2 separate regions of the Mus musculus genome follow, and region 1 is linked to region 2. The links are chromatin loops, found by intact Hi-C in ENCODE. Cell type or tissue: left cerebral cortex. All regions are shown on one strand. Each heading gives the region's core, and the rest is flanking DNA. Links, peaks and the distances in the headings are about the cores only.

Region 1 (11,806 bases), core at 1,355-9,354, 49 kb before region 2:
ACTGTTTATTGATTCTTTAATAATGACCACCCTGAGAGGCCTGAATAAAGGGGAGGGAAGAGTATGGGTTTTTAATATCTATCACATCATTAGTCATGGCCATGCATTTGTCCCTGACTACTTGATCCAGATGGGTAATAGCCATGCTGTAGAGTTTGCTAGCCCAGGATCTTTGAATCTTTTTCCAGTCACTCACACCAGCATAGCTGGAATAAATCCCCATTCTATTGGAGGTCTATAAACCCTCCTTCCCTGGCCAAGCTGGCTTTTCCAGGGTCATTTCTGTCCTGATTAATGCTAAGATGCCAATCTCCATCCCTTCTTCCTACACGAAGTGTGTTTTCCCACCCACACTGTGAGCCTCTTGTTGGTTGTCTTCTGACTCAGAATCCAGCTTTTCCAGCCTTTATTTTTGACAGTTATCCTGGGCAGCCTGCTGGCTTATGTTTTAGCATTTCCCCCAGATTTGGTTCTTTCTGGGGTCTTGCATACTAAACATCTAGAACCAAGTATGTCTACCCCAGCAGGCCTGATTCTCCATCCCCTAGGGACCTTGCCAGCTGGGTCCTGTAAGGACAGGAGGAAGATGCTGACTCAAGCTTATCTTCTAGCTCTTCCAGAGGTGTGGCTACATCTCCATCCATGAGGACATGAGAAGGACTCTCTTTCCTACCTCCATCCCTTATCCTGTGATGGCAAGGTCCTCTGTTTTTAAGTGTCAGGCCTCTTTAGTTAAGAACTGGGCATCGTGATGTCACTTAGAGCGCAGCCTTCTCACTGGGACGAAAGTCAACCTAGGGCCCCAGCTCCCCCAGGGACGATCTAAAGGTAAAGGCTCTTCAGTGTGTACCTTTATAACTGGCACTCATTTTTTTAAACGGATACTTTGAAAGTGCAGTCTCTTTAACTTCTGTCATGATTAAGCTCTGGTGAATAGGGATAAACTATGGAAAGAGGAGCCAGCTGAGAGCCCCCTTCACCTCCTTGTGTATGTATGTGTGTGTGTGTGTGTGTGTTTCCTGTTTTCCTTGCTTCGTGTGACTAATGGAACGCCCAGTGACACAGTACCCCAGATGGAGAGCAGATGATGATTAGAGGCTGTACTTGTCTTTGTGTTCGCCTCACCCTCCCCTTTTGTTATAGGAGAAGCTTGATGGGGGTTCTCTGGATTTTCATAGTGGGGTGGGGGCTGCTTTGGGGACATGTGCTGACCAGAGCTGCAGAGTATGTGTGTGCACAGATGAGAGATACCACTGTGCATACTGTTTCATTGCATATCAACATGTATTGTAAAAAAAAAAAATCATTTTTTTTTTCAAACCAATGTTCATTTCTTCAAGATTTTAAGCTATGAGATTGGTCTCACTGCTGCTTCTTTGGGTCTTTATTTCAGAGACAGCCCCCTCCCCCTTTGGCTGCAGCTTCAGCAGTGCTTGAGTTTGGTGCAACCAACCCATGGATGAGGCTTCTTGGGGGAAGCTGTGACCCTGGAAGAGGCAGGGAGGGAGAAGGCTGCGGTGACTCATGCTTCCAACTGGACTGGCTCATCAAGTCTGTTTTTGGCAGTTACCAGTGAACCAAGCACCGGTGGGCCTTCCAAGTGAAGAGACCCACGTGCTTTTGTTTGTTTGTCTTCCGTGGACAGAGTTTGGTCTCAGTCTCACTTTGGATGTTCAAGTTGAGGTCCCAGGGGGATTTATTTCTATACCTCCAAACCATTCCTCATGATGAAAAGATGGGAATGAGACACGATCTTCCCCAGGAACATAAAGAAAGACTCTAAGGCTTTGAGTGGTTCTTCTGTGATGCAGATCCCCCATCAACTACTATGTCAGCAAAGATAACTCACTGAACTGCTGGCTTCATCTTCATCCATCAAAACAGGAGATTGGTCTACGCCTCCACTTTCTTAAGCGGGATACAGAGTAAGGAAAGCTCTGAACTCTCAGAAGGCACTTCCCATGTGCCGGGCGTTGTTAAAAGCACTTGGCCAGTACTATATTGCCATTTGGTTCCCTCAATGTATGGACAAGTTTCCCGTATGACAGTGGGGAAACTGAGGCACAGCAAGGGTAAACAACTTCAAGATTATACAGCAAGAATACCATGGTGCCAAGTATCTCCACAGGCAGGAAGTAAGGCGATCGAAGAGCTTATTCCCATAGTTATTACAGTAACATCTTTGTGTCTCTATCCCAAAAGCCACAAGCTTTGGTGTTATGCTGAGACATTTCTAAGCACCAGGATATACAAACACTAAATTGAGTATGTGTCCTTGCTCTGAAGATATGTGAACGGCCTATCCACCTGTGCAGCACCCACACGAGCGTCATGCTTGATGCTATAAGCAGCTCCCTATGAGCCACCAACCTCTGAGACCAGGTGAAGAAGCGGTATAGTGTGTGTGGTGCAGCTGTCTGGCTCCCTTGGTGACAGTGGAGACAAACGGCAACGTTCAGAGAGGCAAAGCAACAGAGAATGAGGGATGCTGATGGAGAGAGGCTGTATGCCCACCGTTTCCCAAAGTACACATGTACTTAGAAGAGCATCAGACTAAAACGGAGGGGCGTCTCGAGTTTTCATGCTATCACCGAGATCATCCCAATAACCATGCCGTGCTTATGAAGGCCGGTTACCATCCCATCCTGCCTGGTTGTGCCTCCAATCAGCGTTAATTTAAACCACAAAGCTGTCATTCTCTATTAACTGGGTGGGAGCCGGGACACATCTTGGATCTGTCAGCCTCATTTTCTCAGTGATTAAACACATTCTATTTTTTCCAAGTATTACCCTTTCCAATAAAGTCTTAGCCATTTCTTTTGAGCAGCTCGTTTATCTTGGTAGAATGACATAGGGGGGAAAAAAAAACCTAAACCTTAAGCATTCCTTAAGGAGTACAGCCCCATCCATTTATGCATGGACAGGGATGACAGGAATCAAGTCAGGGAAGCTTTCAACTACAGATATTAATAGAACGGCGGCGAGGAGTTAATCTTCTATTAGATTACTGTGGATAGGGAAACTGCCATCCAATTGCTAGCTGCTTTCTCTAATGCTAATCATCCGTGCAGTAGGGAAAAGGCTTAAATACACATTAGAAAGGTCTGCAGCCTTTAATGCCATTATAAACGCTGCCTTCACAGGGGGTAGCTATTACTTGTCGTGCTGGGAGCAGAGGCACAGCTTCACAGGGTCACAGAGAAAAATCTAAATATGTCTCTCCACAAAGAAAGCTGAGTGTTTACTCGCTCCAAGGGGAAAGCGCTAGTTATACCAGGGGGAAATGAGATGATCTTAGTTGGGTGCTGAAGAGGACGATCCACGAAGAACGGACGGATGTCATGTGTCCGGGGAGGACACACCATCTCCCATGGGGCATCCCATTCAGAAAGTCCAATACAGACAGAATCAGGAGGAAATGGCGGACAAAGACAAAGCAAAGAACACTTTGCTATAATTATTTCTAAAATCTGAATGTTGAATGAGATTTCCTAAATGTATTCTGAAAATAAGATTTTAGAATTGTCAATGTTACAAAAAGCAAAGAGGGGCTAAAAAGTGTTGTGGGTTAAGAATTTGGGTCAACTAAGAGAATTATGTGACCTTGGGCTGGAACCTGCTCAGGAGGGGAACGGGCCATAAGGTGTATTCTCCTTGATAAAATCAGAATAGGGAAAACAGATTAGACGAAAGCACCCTGACCAAGTTAGGTCTAGTGGCATTGCGAAGTCACTGTGTTTACCTGACAGAATGCCTGCTTGTTAAATGGAGATTCAAGTATCTGAAGGCAAAAGGCATGAGATGTGGAATTCATTCTCAAATGGTTTAGAAATAATTGAATGTTAACACACCACAAATATCAGTGTGGGCAGGGTAAATACTGTGTGTTTCTGCCTACATGAGGTGTTTACAATACCAAGACTCATCGGCCTGGAGAGATGAGTGTTTTCCAGGGGTTTGGGGGAGGGGTGTTGCTCTGTGTCTCTGTATACCTGTAGTGGGAAGTTTGGATGGTATGTAATGTACACTTTAATGAAGTTGTTTATGAAGTCAGTATGGACAGGTTTAGGAGGAAGACTCAATGGATGTCTCCAGGTTACTGTATGACAGCGGCTGAATATTAGCCAGCTGTGGCTTTGAAATAAAACATCTGCAGCCTGTTTGTGGCATATGTGGAGAGGGTCATTGTATTAATTGTTTCTATAAACTCAGCATTTTTCTGGCTCCTTTCTTCCCACTGTCATTATAGACAGCCACTTTGGCAAACAAAACTTGGTTGAATGTTCCCATTTCTCAGATTTGGGCTCAAAAGTTGTTAGGGTGGTGAGACCATGTTCATGTGGCTAGAAAGAGCCAAATCTCATACTGTGAGACCTTCTGGAAGTGAGAGCGTCCACAAGGCTTTGTTTGGTTGTGTAACATGAAGTTGGCAAAAAAGCCCAGTGTCATTTACTGTTACAAAATTACAAACTCCACAGACAGAAAACAATGTTCCAATTTTCTGCTTAGGTCAGAAGGAAATTGTGGCCACGCTAGGTATCGCTTAGCCATTCTTTTTCCTTCTAACATATAAAAGCACAACAGGACAATAAGTTAAAATAGAATTGATTTCCTATTACATATGATAGCAGAGAGGTTTCCAAGATGAAATGCCACATGATTTCAAGGGATCTTCGTCCATCTGCACTGGGTCAGTCACTGAACAGTAATCATTTTAAGGGTAGGTGCGTATTTTATAGCTAAGACAGGCTTTCACACTAAGATTGTGTTGAGAATGAGCAGTGGGTGAATATCTGTCTCCTTGGGTTTCTCAGTTTTAGGACATGTAGGTGCTACTTTCAGAGGACATGGATTTGACACACGGCCCAGTTTTGCTTATTTCCTACCCAGCATGAAATGTTTAAGAAAGCACCCGAAAAGCATTGTTTATGGAAGTCTTCTCTCAGATTTTCTGTCCATGGGATGTGTCACTGTTATGAAACACTCCCTCACAGAGGTCCAAAACCTGCCCACTTGCCTCTTCTGAACAGATGGCTGTTCCCTGTGGGAACCCTGACTGGCAATGCTGATGTATGACAGAGGGTGTCACACGAAAATAAAGCAGAAGGGGGGCTATTTGGGAAGGGCTTGGAAGGGGAAGGGGACAAGAGATGGTCATGGGTAATAAGGGGGTAACTATAATAAAAACACATTACATACATGAATGAAAATGCTATGATAAAACCACTATATAGATATATCTAATATAGCCTAATAAAAAACCTTTAAAACTGTGGTTATTATTATAATCTATGAAATGTGATTTGGACATGACAATTCAAAATTATACATGAGCACATATAGTGACTATCCTAGCACTCTTGGCTACCACTACTGGCCTTGAAGAATATCTATATAAACTCAGAAGTTAGTGTTGTGTAAAGATCCCCCCCCCCCCGGTACAGTTTTATTCTGAAATACTCTTAGTTCTGACTATATTCCCTGAATCATTTCAGCAAAACTCACCAAGAGACAGCTGCAAACTAGGCAGGGGAGGTGAGGTCTATGGCAGACTGGGGAGGTCCACCAAGGACGGACATGGTGGGTGTCTGAGATCTGCTACATCTCACACTTGAAAGCCATCATGGTGATTATATGGCACACACTGGATACCCAAAGATACTGGAGATGGGAGCTGCATTAAGATTGGAGTGCAATACTAAAATAAACATAGAGCATAAAATTTAGGGTTCTAACTAGTGGTTTTGGAAATGTATCTCCGGGCTGGAGAGATGGCTCAGTGGTTAAGAGCACTGATTGCTCTTCCAGAGGTCCTGAGTTCAATTCCCAGCAACTACATGGTGGCTCACAACCATCTGTAATGGGATCTGATGCCCTCTTCTGGTGTGTCTGTAGACAGCTACAGTGTACTCATATATATATATAATAAAATAAATAAATAAGATCTTTTAAAAAAAATGGAAATGTATCTCCAGGCTTCCAAGGACACGAAGATGCAGTACACAGTATTTGCGCAGACCTACTCTCACGGTCCCAACAACATGTATGTCGCTTTGGGTTTTAGCGGCATAAGCATAGTTAAGCATAGAAATGTCTGAAACCACACATTAGAGCCTCAGAGCCTCAGATGGTGAAGGGGGCAAGTTCTCCATCCCAGGCAAGATCCAGGCCGCTTTGGATTGTCTATCTCCTTTCTCAGCATCTCCCAGCTGAGATTACAGAGACTGGCGATGCAGAGGCAGAGCCGAGCCAGGTTCTCTATCTCAGGGATGGCTGGACTCGCAAGACAGGCTACTTTCTGAGTCAGCCTTCCTGCTCCATTCGAATAAAGACACCAAAGGGTCACATGGAAGAACGGACAAGGCAGATCCCGCCAGACACGCGTTCCTGCCAGGCTCTGAACGTCAGGCTTGCCTCGTCACAGACAGTGAAACTGATGAAGTTGGCTGTGTGGGCTTGCTAAGACTATGAAGTGAATGCTCAATTGTCTCCTTTCATAATCGCTTTCAAACCATCATGCTCCTCTCTGAATAAGCATTGTTAAGAATCCCCTGAAGTAATCATTAACACGCGAGCCAGCCAGCGCTTGTAAACCATCTTACAAATACAAAGGAAGGTTCTGTAAATGTTTATTCTCATTAACGAGACTAATTAGCCGATGGCTCCGTGCAATATTCCCACACAAAGGTTTCTGGGTGATGCTCACTGTGCATGACAGGAAATGGCATGGAACAGTGTGGTGCGATGCTCCGCAACCCGGGACGCCTGGGAGGTGAGCCGAGGAAAATGCGTCTCTACTTTCCCAATCAGAGGCAACAGAAAGGACCAGTTGGAGGCCTGCACTGTGTGGAGTCATTTTTTTTTTTTCTCAAGTCTCTGCTTTGTGGACTGCATGCTGCTATGATACAAAGCACTTCCGTGTTCTTTAGGTCCTGAGAATAAATCTTAATAGATGACTAGTGCTCTCCGAGGTGAGGCACCTCGCTTGGGGTCAGCACGGATTACATAGGCTTGCTTGTCATGTGCCTTACATCAAAGGGACAAGAAGAGGGACAATCCTCTAATGCTGCTCTTTAAGACTCCCACATACTTAGTGAAAAACAGCTCCCGAACCTCAGATGTCTCCAACATGACACTGTTGCCTGAGTGCACTGTAGTCTGCATTAATTATGTCAGATCTTCTTTCTCTACTCCTGTGCTCGAATCTAGGGCTCCTGAACTTGGGTGAGCTTCCTAGTCAGCAAATGTGACTATGAAGACGGATTTAACACCTGAACTAACCGATCCTTAGGTTATACTCTATACCCAGCCCCTTTTCCAGCCTGTGTGGACACTATTCCTTAATCCCTGCAATTACCCCAAAGCCAGGTACCAGTAGCCCAGACCATCATTGCTTAGCATCCACTGACGTTTTCATAATACCAGTCTCCCTGATTTATAAAGCTTCTCCAATTCCTCTCTATGAAAGCCTCCATAAAAACTCTGACACGTACTTTCTCGTGATCAACCCTGGTGCATCCCAAGTGGCCCATGGCACCTCCTGCTTCTAGAGCTCTGCATGATTTCATGCCTTCATGACAGGCACTTCCTTATTTGCATGTCTTGTGTACCACACAAAATTAAAACATGGCCGGCATGTTTTTCAAACTGCGTCAGTAGACAGGACTAACGGTGTGATGATGACTCTGTGGACACAGCCCCAATTTCTCTCTTTGTCTGCACACTCTACTTTGCCAAGCCTGGCTACATGTTAATAGGCAATCCCACCAGCCATGCTGCAAGTAGGACTGAGATTTTTAATCTGTTTTATTAACTTAGGTATTTGTTATGTATTATTAAAGTGGATACAGACTCAGGAATGGCTAGTTCAGGTACGAAGGGTATGCACACAAGCAAATTTACTATTTAGGAACCAGCTTAACCCTGGGAAGGGCAAACCCTACCTGCTTCTCAAAATCATGCATACTTTTTAGTACAAATGTGGGCTGGGAGGGTAACATGTATGAAGGCCAAAGGACAGCCTTGGATGTAGTCCTTGAAAACACCATCCACGTCTTTTGAAACAGAGTCTCTCTTTGGCCTGGAGCTTGCTAAGCAGGATAGACCAGTTGGCCAATGACATTCAGAGATCCTTCTGTCTCCACCTCTCCAGCGATGAGCATCAGGTGCCTGCCCTTCCTCCTCGCATTTTATGTGAACCTTGGAGCTCAGACTCAGGCCCTCTTGCTTGCAATGTGTGTGCTTGATAGACTGAGCTATCTGACCAGTCCCATTAGAACACTGTTGAGGATTTCACTGGCTCTATAAAGCATCCAGTGAGCTACTGAACAAGTGCAGACCAGGGAGGTGGGTTGCTCCTGACTGAGTCCTTAATAAACCCCATCACGGCCTCTGCCTCACTGCGTTGGAGGCGATAGTATTTTTGGCTCTTCTCACTGTGACATCGCACCTTCTCTCTGTTGGTTTGCAGAGTCATTGCTGCCGTGTGGCAGGACGACTTTTAATAAAACCTGCTAATGGAATATGATAATTACATATGTAATTAGGGAAGATGGAGAACAGATGTATAGTGAGGATGGCCGTGGACAGGGACACCTTCAGAAGAAGCACGGATTGGGCTTAAGTGGTATGTTGGCCTGGCTCTCCTGAATGAGAGCTGTCTTCGGTTTTATACACTGTGCTCTCATCCTGGGTAAGGAGGAGGAGTGGACCTAGGTGAGGTGTGAGAAAAAGCAGAGAAAGGCTCTGTGAGCCACTTAAGGCCTCAGGGTTTGGCACGATGCCATCCAAAAACCCAAACCAACAACAATGAGAACAACAACAACAACAACAACAACAACAAAGACAGCAACAACTACTAAAAACCAACTCCTTAAGCAGCACTTGGCTAACACCATGAACCAAGAGAGTAGGGGCATCATGTTCATAAGCTTCTGAACTGGGATGGTTCACACTGCCAGCCTGACAGGATGCAGGATCAGCTAGGAGACGGGTCTCTGAGGATACCTGTGAGGGGTTATCTAGATTAGGTTAACCCAGGTGGGAAGAGCACCTCGACCGAGAACAGCCTGCTTCTTGACTGGATGCAGTGTGCCAGCTGCCTCAAGCTCTTGCCATCTTGACTTCACAGGACAGACTGTATCCTGAACCCCCAAGCTGAAATAAACCCTCCCCTCTGTTAGCTGGCTGGATATTTTATCACAGCAACAGGAAACCTCAGGACAAACTGTCCCAGAAGGAGACTCATGACTCAAGACAATTCCCTTAGGCCCTGCCACTACTGACAGCCAAAGGCTATCTATCCAAAGGCTCTCTGGAGAGTAGGTCCTAACCTCGAACTCCCCAGCCCATAGACTGACAACACTCAGGCTGAAGGAGAGAGGCTAAGAAGTCATTCTCTTTTCATGTCTCCCTGAAATAACTTTTAAAAGATATATTTTTTGTTGTTGTTTAGAGTGGTTTTATGGCTGCCAGGTGAGCTGGGGTGGGGGGTGGGGTGGGATATGGGGTGCTAACTGAGCTCTGGGAGGCACTGTCATTAGCCTCAAATCTCCACTATACCGAGAGCTTTATCAGTTACCCTTATTACTTCCTGGGCACAGTGGCTAGGGACCAAACCCTTACATCCTCATGAGGAATATCCTTCTTATCCAGTGGGGATTCACAAGGACTATCAGTCACCCCCTTCTGTCAGTTCAAAATAGGGAGTAGGGCAGGCAGATCTCTGGTAACTTGTAAACATGGGAATGTGAGTGTTGTCACATGGGTAAGATCTCCTTTGTGATTATACAGAAAGCTTCATTAGCAGTTTGAATAACATAAAGCAAAAGGCTACTTGAGTGACATTGCCAGGGAAAGGTGTCCTTGCTGTAAAATATGTAACTTCTGTGAAGAAAGGGAAGGATCACAGCCAGCACGAACCTCTGTCCCTACCTCAAGCCTGCTGTCCTCTCCTCCTCTGCTCCTAAGTCTCGGCAGTCTCGCCAGGAGGCTGGGTCCTCCCTAGGCAGAAGCCCCCTGGACCCAGTGGTCTGTGCTCTATGTTCTCCCTCCTCGCTCATCCATCTCATCCACCTTCTTTATAGAATTCTTCATCATGATAAAGAACACACAGAGGGGCTGGAGAGATGGCTCAGTAGCGAAGAACACTGGCTACTCTTCCTGAGGGCCCGGGTTTGGTTCCCTGTACTCACATGGTGGCTCACAACCATTTCAGAGGATACCCTGGCCTCCATAGGCTTTATATGCACACGGTGCACAGACATACATGCAGGTAAATCACCCATATTACATCCCACACACCCACACAGATAATCCATAGAAGTGACCGACCAGTAGTCCTCACGAGCTTCCTGATGGTAGGACTGGTTTTGAGTTTCCCAGGGGATATTGACAAAGTCCCTGGAACTTACGAAGGAATACTGCAGCGGGGACTGGGACTTTGGATTTTTCATACAGTGAACCTAACTTACACATGGGAATCACACATCAGCTGGATTATTTTTGCCTTGGAGATGGCTATTTTGGTTGTCGACTACATCTGGAATCAACTAAAAATCCAAGCAGCTGGGTACACCCGTGAGTGATTTTTAGTTAACTGGATCCTTTAAAGAAGCAGGAAGACCCACCCTAAATCTGTCCCACACACTCTGGTGGCCACCTGTAGAAAAGAGATGGAAGAAAGAAACTTCCACTCTCTGCCTGCTCATCTTCACTCTCATTGGCAGGTCCATCCCTGTGCTGGCATTAGAGCCTACTTCTTTGGGATTCCAGCGTATACCGAAGACCAGCTGGGACATCCAGCCTTGTGAACGACTACTGGATTCTTGGGTGTTCCATCAGTGGGCAGCCATTGTTGGATTAGCAGGTCCGTAGCCTGTTAGTCATTCTAAGAAATCCTGTTTTCATACACATAGGATTCTTCTCTCAGCCTGTTTCTCAGTTTGTTTCACTGGCATCTCCACCACTTGCTGTTTTCTCTCTTTACCCAAATCCATCTTCGTTTATTCTCTCACAAGTCCTGTCCCTCTCTTTAACTACAGAAATGAGAACCTCGGTCAAATGAGAGGAAGCTGGCAGTCTAAAGTCACTGGTAATCAAGCTGGCACTGGTCCAGCATGATCTCGTACCCGACATCTGTCTCAGTCACGGGGAAGTACATCTCAGCCATGCACATCTGTCCTGGCAACCACAGCAGGGACACAAAAGAAACACCCTAGATTAAATTCCAGTGAGCTGCAAGTCTAATGGGCTTTATTAGCAGATGAGCACACATTTATGAAAAAGCTGCTGATGGCCTGATACCGTTCTGACCCCCTTCAGTGGGAGAGAAGACCTGTGAAATTAAGTCCCTATGTAGACCTCCTGTCTGGATCACACATCAGGGGAGCAGCCCTCCTGAGGAAGTGGGGGTAGCTGATAGATATCTCTAGGGGATGGACCACCATCTTGGGGGCTCACTCTTGCTCTTCTCCCTCCCACTGAAAGAGGAGGCTGGCACTTCAGTCACTCAGACACAAGCATTTAGATCCTGTGGCCATCGTCACCCTGAACACACCCTTTGGGGTTGCCGCCTCTGGACTCTCAGCTTAACTGGCCACTAATGGCTCTAAGTCGCTGGCTGCCTTACCCCACCAGCTCCTGACACAAGGTTTGCCCTGGCATTAGCCATGTGCCTCCTCTAAACCCCTTTTCTCATGAGGACTGGATCAGCACAAGGCTCGTGAAGTGAAAACACCAGGTTATTCCTTTTCAATAGTGTTCTTTTTGGCAACCTAGCGACCTGGTATTAATATCTTAATATTTA
Region 2 (11,806 bases), core at 2,287-10,286:
GCAGCTTCTCAGGGTGGCCTGCTGGGAAATGCTTCTGCTGGCTGGCCTTCACAACTTAGTAGTGAGATCACCACCTGGCAGTGGTCCTACACCAGAGCCTAGCTTCTTCAGTTTCCACCTGGAATGAAGACCAGGGGTTCTTGTAGGCCTTTGGCATCAGGTTGGGTTACAGAGGCATCCAGCCCTGTGGACTGAGGTGCTACGAGGTTCACAACTTCCCTCAAATTCATCCAGCTACTGAGTAGCCAGATAGCACTGTATAGCCAATCTGATAGTCCCATTAATAGATATTCATTCTATTGGTTCTTTCTCTCTAGAAACCCTGATTAATGCAGGTGAATAAATGATAGCCCTTTATAAATGGGTCCAGGGAAGCACAGTGAGGTAGGAGGGTCAACAGGAGGAGGTTACCAGTACAGCCAGAACTAGAATCCAACATTTCTAACTTTTGGATGATTTTGCCAATGGGCTACCATAGGACTATATTTCTTAGGCAAAGCTGTACTTTCTACAGTGAGGTTCTCCGCAGTCATCGATGGATGCAGAGATTCCTGTCTAAGCCCCCATCTTTCAGATGAGCGGTTAGAGGTCAGAGAGGCCCCCCGTCCATCCACACGGTTCTCTAGAGGGCAGAACACCATGCCCCTGTCACCATCTATGTCTCTCCCTCTTCCTGCAATGCTTTCGGCTCTTGACTCTCCAGCTCTCCACAGGAACCACCGACAGGACAGTTGCTATAATGCAAGACTTCCTCACAGACCATTTCAAGAAAAGGACAGATCAGAGCAAAACCTGAAAGGACATTACCAGCCGAGCAAGCTTACGGTTCCAGCACCGCAGGCTGCTGCTTTTCTATTTAGGTCTTCTTGACTAGACAGGTAAGGTAACTCCAGGAGGACCCACTGCCACAACCTGCCCTGTAGGCGCTGTCCCTGCATTATGCAGCAGGCGACGTAGATAATTTCAGCTAGGGGCCCCATTCCCATTCATCCTTCATTTTCGACTTGCTCCACTCCAGTACTGCAGAGTCGAAATGACTCACAGTTCCCTTCTCTACTGCAGAAAAGGGATATTTATCCCACAAGTCTGTCAAAACGTGACATTAAGGTGTTTGATCATTCATGGATTTCTGGGATGCCCACTCACACCAGGAGACATGGCAGTGATGACAGCCATGGCTACAGAACTGTGCAACAGGAAGCCACTGTAATGACACATGCTTAGGAGCTCCATGGCAACCAGATTAGAACTTGCTGTGTCTGAAAGATTTGTCCATGGTCTTAATTTCTCTTTGTGGCACAGGCCATCAGACAAATTTGACACTTGACAGCCTGTCTTATTTTTTGAGTTACTTTTTAGCTAGGGTTTTATGATTAATATGAAGGATACAGAAATTACGAGGTTTTTTTTTTTTTTTTACTCATGATCTGTGTTTCTCTCTCAGTAGATTTGTTCTTGGGAAGCAGGTGACAAGCTCAGACATCTCCGGTCTTCCTGCATCTGGTGGGGGCCATGCCATCAGATCCACGTGGTGGAGCAGATATTTGTGCATGTTAGTTCAAGGCTAGGGAGGAAACAAACTAGGTATCTTGTTCTTTTCTGTCACCATCTCGGAGGTCAAGCATTGATGAAGGTAGGACCATGAGATGACAGAGTTTCAGCCCCTGAGCATCAGAGGCATCAGAACCAGGACTATGAGTAAAACATAAACCTTTGTGGGCTGGAGAGATGGCCCAGCAGGTTGAGATGTTTCTGTACAGACCCAACAATCCAAATTGGATACCTGGGTCCCCCCAAGGCAGCTGGAGAGGGCAACCAATAGTTAGTTGTTCCTTGATCTTCAGACACATTGTGGCACACATGTACACACATGCCTGCATGCACATGTGCATACACATGTACACTGTAAACAAGTAAAATTGAACTTTTACTTTAAATAAAAGAAAGGAATTGTTCTTATTTTAGGTTGTGATGGTCTTGGTGTTGTTACAGTCAATGGTCTACTGACAAACAAAAAGGAAAAAAAAAAACAAAACAAAAGCCAAACAACAATAAAACAAATATCTACTGGTTGGTTGTATGAAGCATTTCTTTTTCTTAATTTGGTCTTCCTACATCACTCTCTCTGGCCTAGAACTTGCTGTGTAGACCAGAGTAGCCTTGAACTCATCACAGACTCTCCTACCTCTGCCTTCCCAACACTTGGATTAAAGTGTGTCAGCATGCCTAGCATGTAATTCTTTTTAAGAGGCCCTATCCTCTTGCTGAGGATCCATAGTAAGTTCTTATAAATGCCGTTGAAATTTGCTTTGGGAAAAAATAACTTTGAAAACTATCTTCTCAGAGATTAAGAATTGATCGGTTACAAGGACTTACAAGGACACACCCAGGATTTAATACATAGCCAGTAAAGTCACTTAAGTGTTTGCTGAATGAATGCACGCATATCTGATTCAGAGTCATAGAAACTGCTGGCTGTGCACCAATTTCTATCCTGGAAAATCACTAGCACACTTTCTAACTCAGTAGGGTTGCATAGTCCTCATAGTAAACAAGCAAACCAAAGCCCAGAGCTTCTTGCCCCAGGAAGGGGCTCCATGATGTTAAACCAATGATTCCAAGCCAAAGAAACCTGCTTTTCAAGATGAGAGAGAAAAAGGAAGAAAACCGAGACGCCAAGTGTGTCAGGGTTGAGAAGACGGCTACAACCCTTGCCAGCAGAGTTCAGGATGATGCTGTACTTCATTCCACTTGCATTGAGGACAACATGCAGAAGAGGGAAAGGCCCAAAGCATATTGTAGTCTGAGCATGCCCAAAATGCTACTGATGAACTACTGCTAACTGTTTGCACAAGTGGACTGGCTAACTCCATAATGTGTTAGAAGCCTGCCATGCAACAGTCTTATATACACATGAGCCTGAGGCTTCTATTTCTAGATTACTGTATTGACACTCCGAGAAGGCATATTTTTCTTTGAGACTTAATAGCTACTGTATTTTTCATAAACTAAAGTTTATTTTTCTTACTAGTTTTCTGCTGCATGCATGTTAATCACCCATATAACTGTATTCTTCTTCTTCCGTTTAAATGGTTCTTTATCCCTTAAAAGAAAACGTATTTAGAACAAAAGAGAATTTAAGAAAACGGTGCCTCTGATAGCTGAGTACATAGTCTGAAATGTCATCAGTTGCAGGAAAAGAATGCTCAGGGCTATCTTGCATGGCAACAGAGTAGCCATGGCAACAGAGTAGCCATGGCAACAGTGTAGTCATGGCAACGAAAAACTCAGTAGTGGATCTCATTAGTATAGGAGCTTTTGCTGAACTTGAAAACACATCTCTAAGGTGTGGCTTCTTACTCCAGAGTATTCCTGATATAAATACTTATGGACATTGCTGAGTTTCAGACCCTGGCACATGTGACAAATGGTGCAGTAAGCCGAGAAAGCCTCAAGGGCCAAGCAAGGGGCTTCTGCAAGACGTGTGCAATCCTTCAAATGTCAAAGCACTGGTACTTTCAGGCTACTATTCTGTGGGTCTCTGAGGACTCTTAGTCTAGTATGGTACATTTATTGAACAGCAAATCAAAATAGTGATGTAAAACTGTCCATATTATAATGAACTCTAACTAAAAGAGGATGGCTCAAACACATCTCTATCTGCTCCTGCATTTATAACAACCCTGGACTCAGTGATGTTTTATGATTTCATATTTTATTTTTCTGTGTTTCTTTACTCTGGGACTCAGCTTATTTAATACCTTTGCTTGGCTTTTGAGAGAGGTTATGGCTCTGGCCTGAAACTCATGCTCTTCCTGACTCAGCACCCTCAGCACTGGGATGACAAGTGTGTGCCAGCAAACCCAGCTCTGTGAAATATTTATTATTACTTCCTTTCTCTTCACTGAACTTCATTAACCCACTGGAGGAACAAATTTTAAAAAATAGAAAAGAGATTTAAAAAAGAAAAAAGGGAAGGGAAGAAGAGAAGGAATCACCAGTGCTTTCCAAGTACTGTGCACTGAAGGACCAGTGAGCTGGGTGCCACAGACAGGGAAGCAGGGAACTGAGCACACGGGAGAGCTAAGACCACTGTGGTGCTTTGAATGTTTTCCTTTGTTGGATCCTGCTGTTTGAGGTCATGGTCTTCTATGACTGGATAACTCCTTTGAGCTTGGGGCAAGATGGAGGACTCTCTTTTCTTAGAGGTTTTTTTTTTTTTTTTTTTTTTTTCTTCTCTCTGCCTGATCTGGAGAGCCTGATCCCCATACCCTTGACCTGAGGAATGTCACGTAGCCTTGATGACATTATAGGTTCAGCTTTCCTTCTCCAGATAAGAATCTGTCCAGTTGACCTTGTTGGACATCAGTGGGAGGGGAGGTCTTTGGACCTGAGGGTGTTCAATGCCCCATTGTAGGGGAATGCCAGGGTGGGAAGACAGGAGGAGTAGGTGGGTGGGAGGGGGGAGCACTCTCATAGAGGCAGGTGGAGGGGGATGGGATAAGGGGTTTCTGAAGGAGAGACCTGGAAAGAGGAAAACTTTTGAAATGTAGAAAAAGTAAATATCCAATTAAAAAGAAAAAAAAAAAAAAGAATCTATCCAGCAAGCACCTGAAATTCCTGGAATGCCTCTCCATGAAAATGAGGTATCCCTTGTATCCTAAACTCCAGCCAATGGTATAAACCCACCATAGAAACCTCTCCCCCCTTCCCAAAAACTATATATCCCTTGATTCAACCTTAATAAAGTTGTCATGCCTCTCTGCAGCCGATCCCAGGAGTCTGTTATTTCTGTTGTACTCATGAGCCAACCATCTCCATTCACTCTGCTTCCTTTGACCTTGTGGGCCTGTGGACAACAGCCCTCTGAAGAGGAGGGAGGTACACATTCCTTTGTAAGAGTTGCTTTGGTCATGGTGTCTCTTCGCAGCAATAAAACCCTAACTAAGACAACCATGCAGAAGGAAAGTAACCTGGCTGCAGACAGTGCTAGTAGCGACATCATACCCACGATATCCATAAAGAGTCTAGAACACTCAACGTTCATCTGTGCCAGCCACACCAGCTCTGTTGTGGAGTCTGAGCTTCGGCAATACACAAAGAGTCAAGCCAAGTCAGCTTTCCTCTCATTCCTCTAGGCCAGTGAGCATTCTGTGGTGGGAAGGTCTTTAGTACAGAGGGCTTATGGGTGAACCAGGCTCCTTGGGGAAGAAGACATCTTTAGAGACTCGGCATTCCGGAGCCCTTGAGCTGAGCTTACAGTGGGTGTGAAGGTCTGTAGAAGATTACCCTGCTAATAAGAAAATGAGGAGGAAATCCGAGCTGGGGGAAGAAAGGGGCACTCCACACTCTGAATGTCAGCTGGTTGCTCCTGGGTACTAGCCATGTCTCAAGAGTAAACTGGATGAGGTGGAGAGCCAGAAACGCCATGAAACTTCTCCCATCATCCAGGAGCCCCCTCAGTACCTCACAAGGACAGGATTTCATTCAGCAGCAGGGCCAGGCACAACCTCTGCTGAGGGCTGGATGGAGGCGAATTTAATCCAAGAAATAATTACGCGGATGTTACACTGGGAGCCAGATTTCTTTTCCCATCCTTTTTCACAGTGTCTATAATAATCTAGGATTTCTAAAAATATAGACATAAGGATGGCAAAACTAGAGTTTGTGAACTAAAAAATAATAACCATTAAAAAAAAAAAAACCAAAGAGTTAAACATTCGTCGGCTTACAGAAGAAATGGCCTGATGCCTTTAGGTTGTAATGATTCTTTCCCAAATATTGCCTCACCAATGTCTAACTTCAAAGTCAATGTTTCTATCCTGCTGTCTGGTGGGAGTAGGGACAGCATGACCAACCACAAGGCTGCTAAAACAAGCTGAGGCAGATTGCAGGAGGAAGGCTGGAGGAGTTCACTGGCTGGAGCTGCCAAAGGTAGCTTTCCTCATGGGTTGTGCAATCTTCCTATTGCAAGGGCTGTGATGTGATATATCACATATGGGCGGGTGTGGGGTTATGGGAAGAAACTGGGCTTGGAGATGGAGAACATGGGTCTAAGTTCCTCCTAGTTCTGCTTGGGCCTGCCACAGGGTCTCAGATACCACGGCTCAAACTCTGTATCTAGCTCAGGATGACTCTGACTTCTTGACTCCTTTGGGTCTAGCTCCTCAGTATTGGAATTACTGGTGTGTGTCACCATGTCTGGCTTGCATTTCCGTAATAGTAACATGGTGCTAAAGTGACATCTATCACCAGAGATAGCCAGCACCAGGGTTGCCATGTGTCAGTGTATATTGGATGGGAAACAGCTTGCTAAGTATAAAAGGTCATTTATAATGTTGGTTTGGGGGGCATAATACTTGCCATTTTCCAAGACTGGAATCAATTAAAAAATACATTGAAGAATCAGAAACTGGATCCATATGTTGCCTTTTTTTTGTTTTAAGTGATCTGAGAACAGGCCTGATGTCTTTTCACCATATCTTACAATGAGGCATCTTTTCCTTTCATATTCGTACTTGTCCTCTTGATGGCAGGCTTCTGGAGAGTGGAAAGTGTATCATGCATTTATGATCCTAGAGTTTCCCACAAAGCAGGCATTCTGTCTGAGGAGGGGCAACATTAAACAATGTTTGTACTCTTGTTCTTTTGTGAAGCCTCTCTCTCCACTAGCTTGGGAGCTCTCAGGTCAGGGCTTATGTCTCCATGCATTCAGCGCTGGAAAATTGAACCCAGGGCCTCTATCATATGACAGGCCAGTATTCTGTTACTGAGTTATACCTGGCCTCATGTATTTTCATTCCAAGTATCATATCTAACACAGAATAAGTTCTTTATTAAAGTGTGTTGAAGCTGGATATGGTATAATGTCAGCATTCAGGAGCTAGAATGTGGTGGTTTGAAATAAAATGGCCTCCATAGGTTCTTAGGGAGTGGCACTATTAGGAGGAGTGGCCTTGTTGGAGTAGGTGTGACTTTTGTTGGAGGAAGTGTGTCACTGGGGGTAAAGGTGAACTTGAGGTTTCAGAAGCTCAAGTCCAGACTCAGTGGCTCACCTTCTCTTCCTGTGCCTGCAGATCAAGATGTAGAGCTCTCAGCTTCTCTCCACGACCATGTCTGTCTGCATGCCACCATGCTTCCTTCTGGTCATGATGATAATGGACTAAACCTCTGAAACTATAAGCCTGTCCCAATTACATGTTTGTCTTTATAAGAATTGTCATGGTCACAGTCTCTTCACAGCAGTAGAACCCTAACAAAGACACAGAAGCAGAACCTTAGGAGTCCAAGGTTAGTCTCATCTGAGTGTGAGTTCAGACTAATTTGTATAAGACACTGCCTTCTACCTCCTCCCCAAAGAAGCCAGGTAGTGGTACATGCCTATAATCCTAGCTCCTAGGAAGCTGAGACAGGAGGAATAACTTGAGTTTAATATCAGCTAGGGCTGCACAGAACTGTCTTTAAAAAACATCGTGCTAGGAAATAAGGAAAGAAGGAAGGAAACCTGGTGGTCTGCCCACCCAGGAGTCACAGAGAAGGTTTTCTTCTAAGGATTCCATTCTTGACATTTCATTCCAATGGGAACGAGCTCTCTCCCTGTGAGCTCTCTATGAAGGTTCAACTCTTGGTAAGTTCTGCCACATCAGGCTTCAGCTTCTGTCTATGGCAGGCACCCTGGATATCTGGTCATATGGTCCTGGACCTTGCAATTAGAGTTAGTCGCTAATGCCTTTAGCTGAGGAGAACTGTCATTTGGTAATTAACTTAGAGCCGTGACAAAAGCCTGTGACATCGATGAATCAGAACATAACACTGACCCTTGTTTTTCTCACAAGGGACACACATATCATGAAACAATATTTTTTTTGGAGTTGTTAGTGGAATGAGCTTGGAACAGGAAAGCCAGGGGAGGCTGACATGAAGAGGTTTTGCTTGAAGGGGGCGGGGCCTACCAAGCCCTATCCTTAAGAATATATGTCTTCAGGACAGGATCTTGCAGGGACTTGAGAAATCTATCTTCCTGTACGGAGAAGTCCCCTGTGCCTCCAAGGTGTGGGTGTGAGGCCTCTGGAACAGGCCTGTGCCCTCTGTGGGTCCTTCTTTTTTTCTAGGCCTTGGGGATGCTTCCAGAGGACTGTTTTGTGTTTGGCCCTGGATGATTGTAACCAATGGATCTTGTGAAGACCTTGGCTTTGCCCTTTCAAGAACAAACCAGAATGAAACAACATAGCACACAGGGTCTAAAAATGATCTCTCCTCTCTCTTCATGTGTCAGACAAGTTGATAGGCTGTAGACACAGGGCCAGCAGTTCTGCCTATGTGGTCTTCTGTCCTCATAGGGGTTCATAAGGGGTCTTCACAACCAATAGTCTGAAGCAACTGACACAGACCCAAAATGTTGCTGGCATAAGAGAGGTACAAGCTTTTAAAATCTCCCTGAATTTTAATTCATCTAAAAATTGGAACTGATAACTAATTTGGTTATAGGAAATTACAGCTAAAATCCTACTTTTCCAACTAGTAGTTTTGCATCATATATGGGCGTGTGCATATGAACATGTATATGGGTGTGTTTTGTGTGTGCATGCAAGTGTGTGGGAGTATGTGTGTGTGTGTACTTGTGAGTGGGCTCATGGAGGCCAGGGGTTAATGCTGAGCATCTTCTATCACTCTCTACCTTGTTTTTGGAGGCAGGGTTTTCTCACTGAACTTGGAGCTCACTGATTATCTAGATTGGCCAGGTAGTAAGCCCAGAGGATCTTCCTGTCTTTACATTGCCAACTCTGGGATTATAATATGGGTCGCCATGCCTGGCTTTTATTCCCTATGGATGCTGGGAGAGTTTCATGTCCTTGAGCTTGAGTGGCAAAGCATTTTACTATCTGAGCTATCTCCTCAGCAGCGCCCCCTGGCAACTACCACTTTTATGACATCTAAATGCCAAATACTTCTGACAAAGATTTAGTATTTAAATTGATGTATGCTGTAAATGTAAACTGTCCATGAAATTCCAAAGGACTGCTATTTGCGTATGTGTGTGTGTGTGTGTGTGTGTGTGTGTGTGTGCATGAGTGTAGCAATATTACTAGCCATTTTTTAGTACTGATCCCATACAGAAATAATATTTTGGATACTCTGGTGTAGAGAATGGATGAAGTCCAGGGTGAATGTGCATTGTTGGCTGTAAACACGACATTGTTGAGGAGCCCAACATCTCAACCTTGTAGGTGTGGCAAAGCCTTTCCCAGGGGAAGCTCAGAGGGACTACGATGGCTTACTGTGGTTCTAGAGCTGACAGTATGTGCACAAAATGTCCACAATACCTTTCTCACTTTTTCCTCCTAGATGTTTAAGGCCCGAAGACTCCTCCCCTATAAAGAGTGTCTCTACCAAGATTAGCTAAACCTTCTTCAGCCGTATATAATAACCCCATCCTCTTAGTTATCTGTATGCAACCCAGCTCCCTTCAGCTGTAAACAATAACTCTACTTCCCATTCACCTACATGTAACAAACACACTGAGCTTCCTGGGTGCTATGGCTTCTCCATCAGACCCGATCCCTTTTTGTGTGTCTGTCCATATGTCCACCTACTCTTCTTTTCCTTGTTGCTGTAGTTCTGGGACCCACATGGGGACATAGCACATCATAGTAAACAGAATGTGCTATCTGAATTGGCTCTACTCATTTCTTTTCATTTATTTATGTTTTCAAATTTAGCTACTGGAAAAAAATTTAAATGAGCCATGTGGCTCATGTTGAATGTCTGTGAATACATGTGATATGATCATGACTGTGGGTCTCTCTGACCATCCAATAGCCTGCTCACTGCTCCTCTGTCTAGTTCATCTCACTACTAATGCCACTGTCCCAGGAGAGGGGTAGAGGGGACACTCAAGTACCAGGCATTCTTGTAGGCTGAAAATAGCATGTGCTAACTTTTAGCTGACAGTCCAGAGGGACATGTGAGTGATAAGCAGATGCAGTCAAGAGAGGCATCAGATAACTGCGTGTCATAGAGAACTTGAGGGAAATGTGACAGAGAGACTAGATGGTAGCATGGTGGATTGTGGGGCTAGAGTCTCAACAGCGGGGGACAGAAATGCCAGGCTGGATGAATGACTGGCTCCAAAAGCGCCACGCAGAGCACAGGATAAAGTGCTAGTTAAAGGAAAGAAAGCCAGTATGACTGAGCACCAGCCAGGTGTGGGACGACAGAACTCCCAGCATGCACTTTGCCACCGAGGCACTTAAACTTCCTCCCTCACATCAGTCAGGCTGGGGACATAGCCACTCTTATCAGGATGGACACGGTATCTTTAATTGCTAAATGGAGTAGCCTTTACTAGAGGGTCTTCCTTTCGGCTGTGAGCGCATATGAGTTCCATCTAAGCTACAGAATAAAGCTCCTTCCAGAAGATGAAAGAAAAGGGCCCCACGCTGGCCACTAATGTCTGTTGAGATTTAACAACATCATCTCCTAACACTCTCCTTTCTTCTGTCCTTTGCTTTTGCAGAAGCAAATGACCTGACAGCCATCCGACTCAGTGTCACGGAGCTTCGCAGCTATCTTCTCCTCATTGAATACATAAGCATGTGTGCCCATCACTCCTTCCTCATGAGAACATCTGTATGGCTATTTATTTCCTTCTTCCTTTATAGGTAACCATGACTTGCCTTAGAAATCTATAAACGACTTTCTAGTTTTCATAGCTCATGATTTAAAATTTTATCACATTTATTGTGTGTGTGTGCGTGTGCGTGTGTGTGTGCACGTGTGTGCGTGTGTGTGTGTGTGTGTGCGCGTGTGTGTGTGTGTGCGTGTGTGTGTGTGTGCCTGTGTGCGTGTGCGTGTGCGTGTGTGTGTGCCTGTGTGCGTGTGCGTGTGCGTGTGTGTGTGTGCGTGTGTGTGCGTGTGTAAGCCTGTTATACACACGGAGGTTAGAGGACTTCTGAGAGTGTGTTCTCTCCTACCATACATGTCCCAGGAACAGAACTCAGGTCGTCAAGCTTGGCAGCAAACACCTTTACCATCTCACTGGCTCTAGAACCTTATAAAGTTTCGGTTGACTGGGGAGAAATTTGGATTCTAAGATTGGTGATGATTCCAAATACCTGCCTGCCACATGCAAGGCCTTTGGTTCAACCCCCAGCCCTACAAATAATAATAAAGAAAATCATGACTAATAGATAAGTGTATAGCTCCGAGGAAGACACTTGCCTGGCGTGTGCAAGTTCCTGTGTTCAATCCCCAACACCACCAACCAAAAAGAGTCTCGTCTCCTAGATGAGATGCATCCTAGAGATCCTAGAGAAACGTTGGTCTCACAGGGAAGGAGTACAAGAATAAAATACATCGTCTCATTCATCACTACTACAATTTAATAAAGCAGGGGTGTTATACCCAGGGGTGATTTCAATGACATCTCTGGCCAATGGGTGCACGGCAGACTGCTTAATCATTAACCCTTCACCAGCCATCTCTGCTGGAACCTTCAGCTTGAGTACATGCCGATGAGATCAGGTCTAAGCAAGTATAGCCCTAGCTGTCCTGAAACCTGCTTTGTAGACCAGGCCGGCTTCAAACTCAGAGATCTGCCCGCCTCTGTCCACCAAGCGCTGGGATTAAAGGAGTGTGCCACCACCGCCTGGCTGACATTCGAACTCTTATTAAATGTATTCTCAGAGAGATGAGAGAAGGGCAAGAGGCGATGCTGATGGTGAGGAGAATGGCCCAGGGCTTATGGCACCATCCTGAGCTTCCAACAATCCTGGTGTAACTGTGCCTTACTCAGTTGATGACAGAT

The links. Hi-C counts contacts between places; a loop is a spot of excess contacts. Peaks named below come from ENCODE experiments on the same cell type or tissue, not always from the same donor. Only the 100,000 strongest peaks of a DNase experiment are listed, where the experiment ranks them.
Region 1: a loop joins it to region 2, with 4 times the contacts of the local background. A loop is called at or near these places in 3 of 42 quality-filtered maps.

Annotation. Positions count from the first base shown.
Region 1 is chr9:103,544,415-103,556,220 of GRCm38, forward strand. The region is part of intron 3 of Tmem108 (transmembrane protein 108); the gene reads right to left. Gm32743 (a long non-coding RNA gene) reads left to right here. Exons shown (of 2, transcript XR_379793.3): 2 at 1,394-2,823. Among named protein-coding and RNA genes, the nearest start is that of 4932413F04Rik, 6.8 kb to the right of the region's middle. In left cerebral cortex, for the core only: a CTCF peak has its summit at 5,881 (motif pointing left); DNase peaks (open chromatin) are centred at 1,565, 4,437, 4,960, 5,551 and 3 more places; H3K27ac peaks cover 2,900 bases.
Region 2 is chr9:103,592,129-103,603,934 of GRCm38, forward strand. The region is part of intron 3 of Tmem108 (transmembrane protein 108); the gene reads right to left. It overlaps Gm32682 (a long non-coding RNA gene), which reads left to right. Exons shown (of 2, transcript XR_379792.2): 2 at 10,517-10,719. Among named protein-coding and RNA genes, the nearest start is that of Gm32682, 25 kb to the left of the region's middle. In left cerebral cortex, for the core only: CTCF peaks have their summits at 6,536 and 8,898; DNase peaks (open chromatin) are centred at 2,536, 3,262, 4,905, 5,555 and 3 more places; H3K27ac peaks cover 3,068 bases.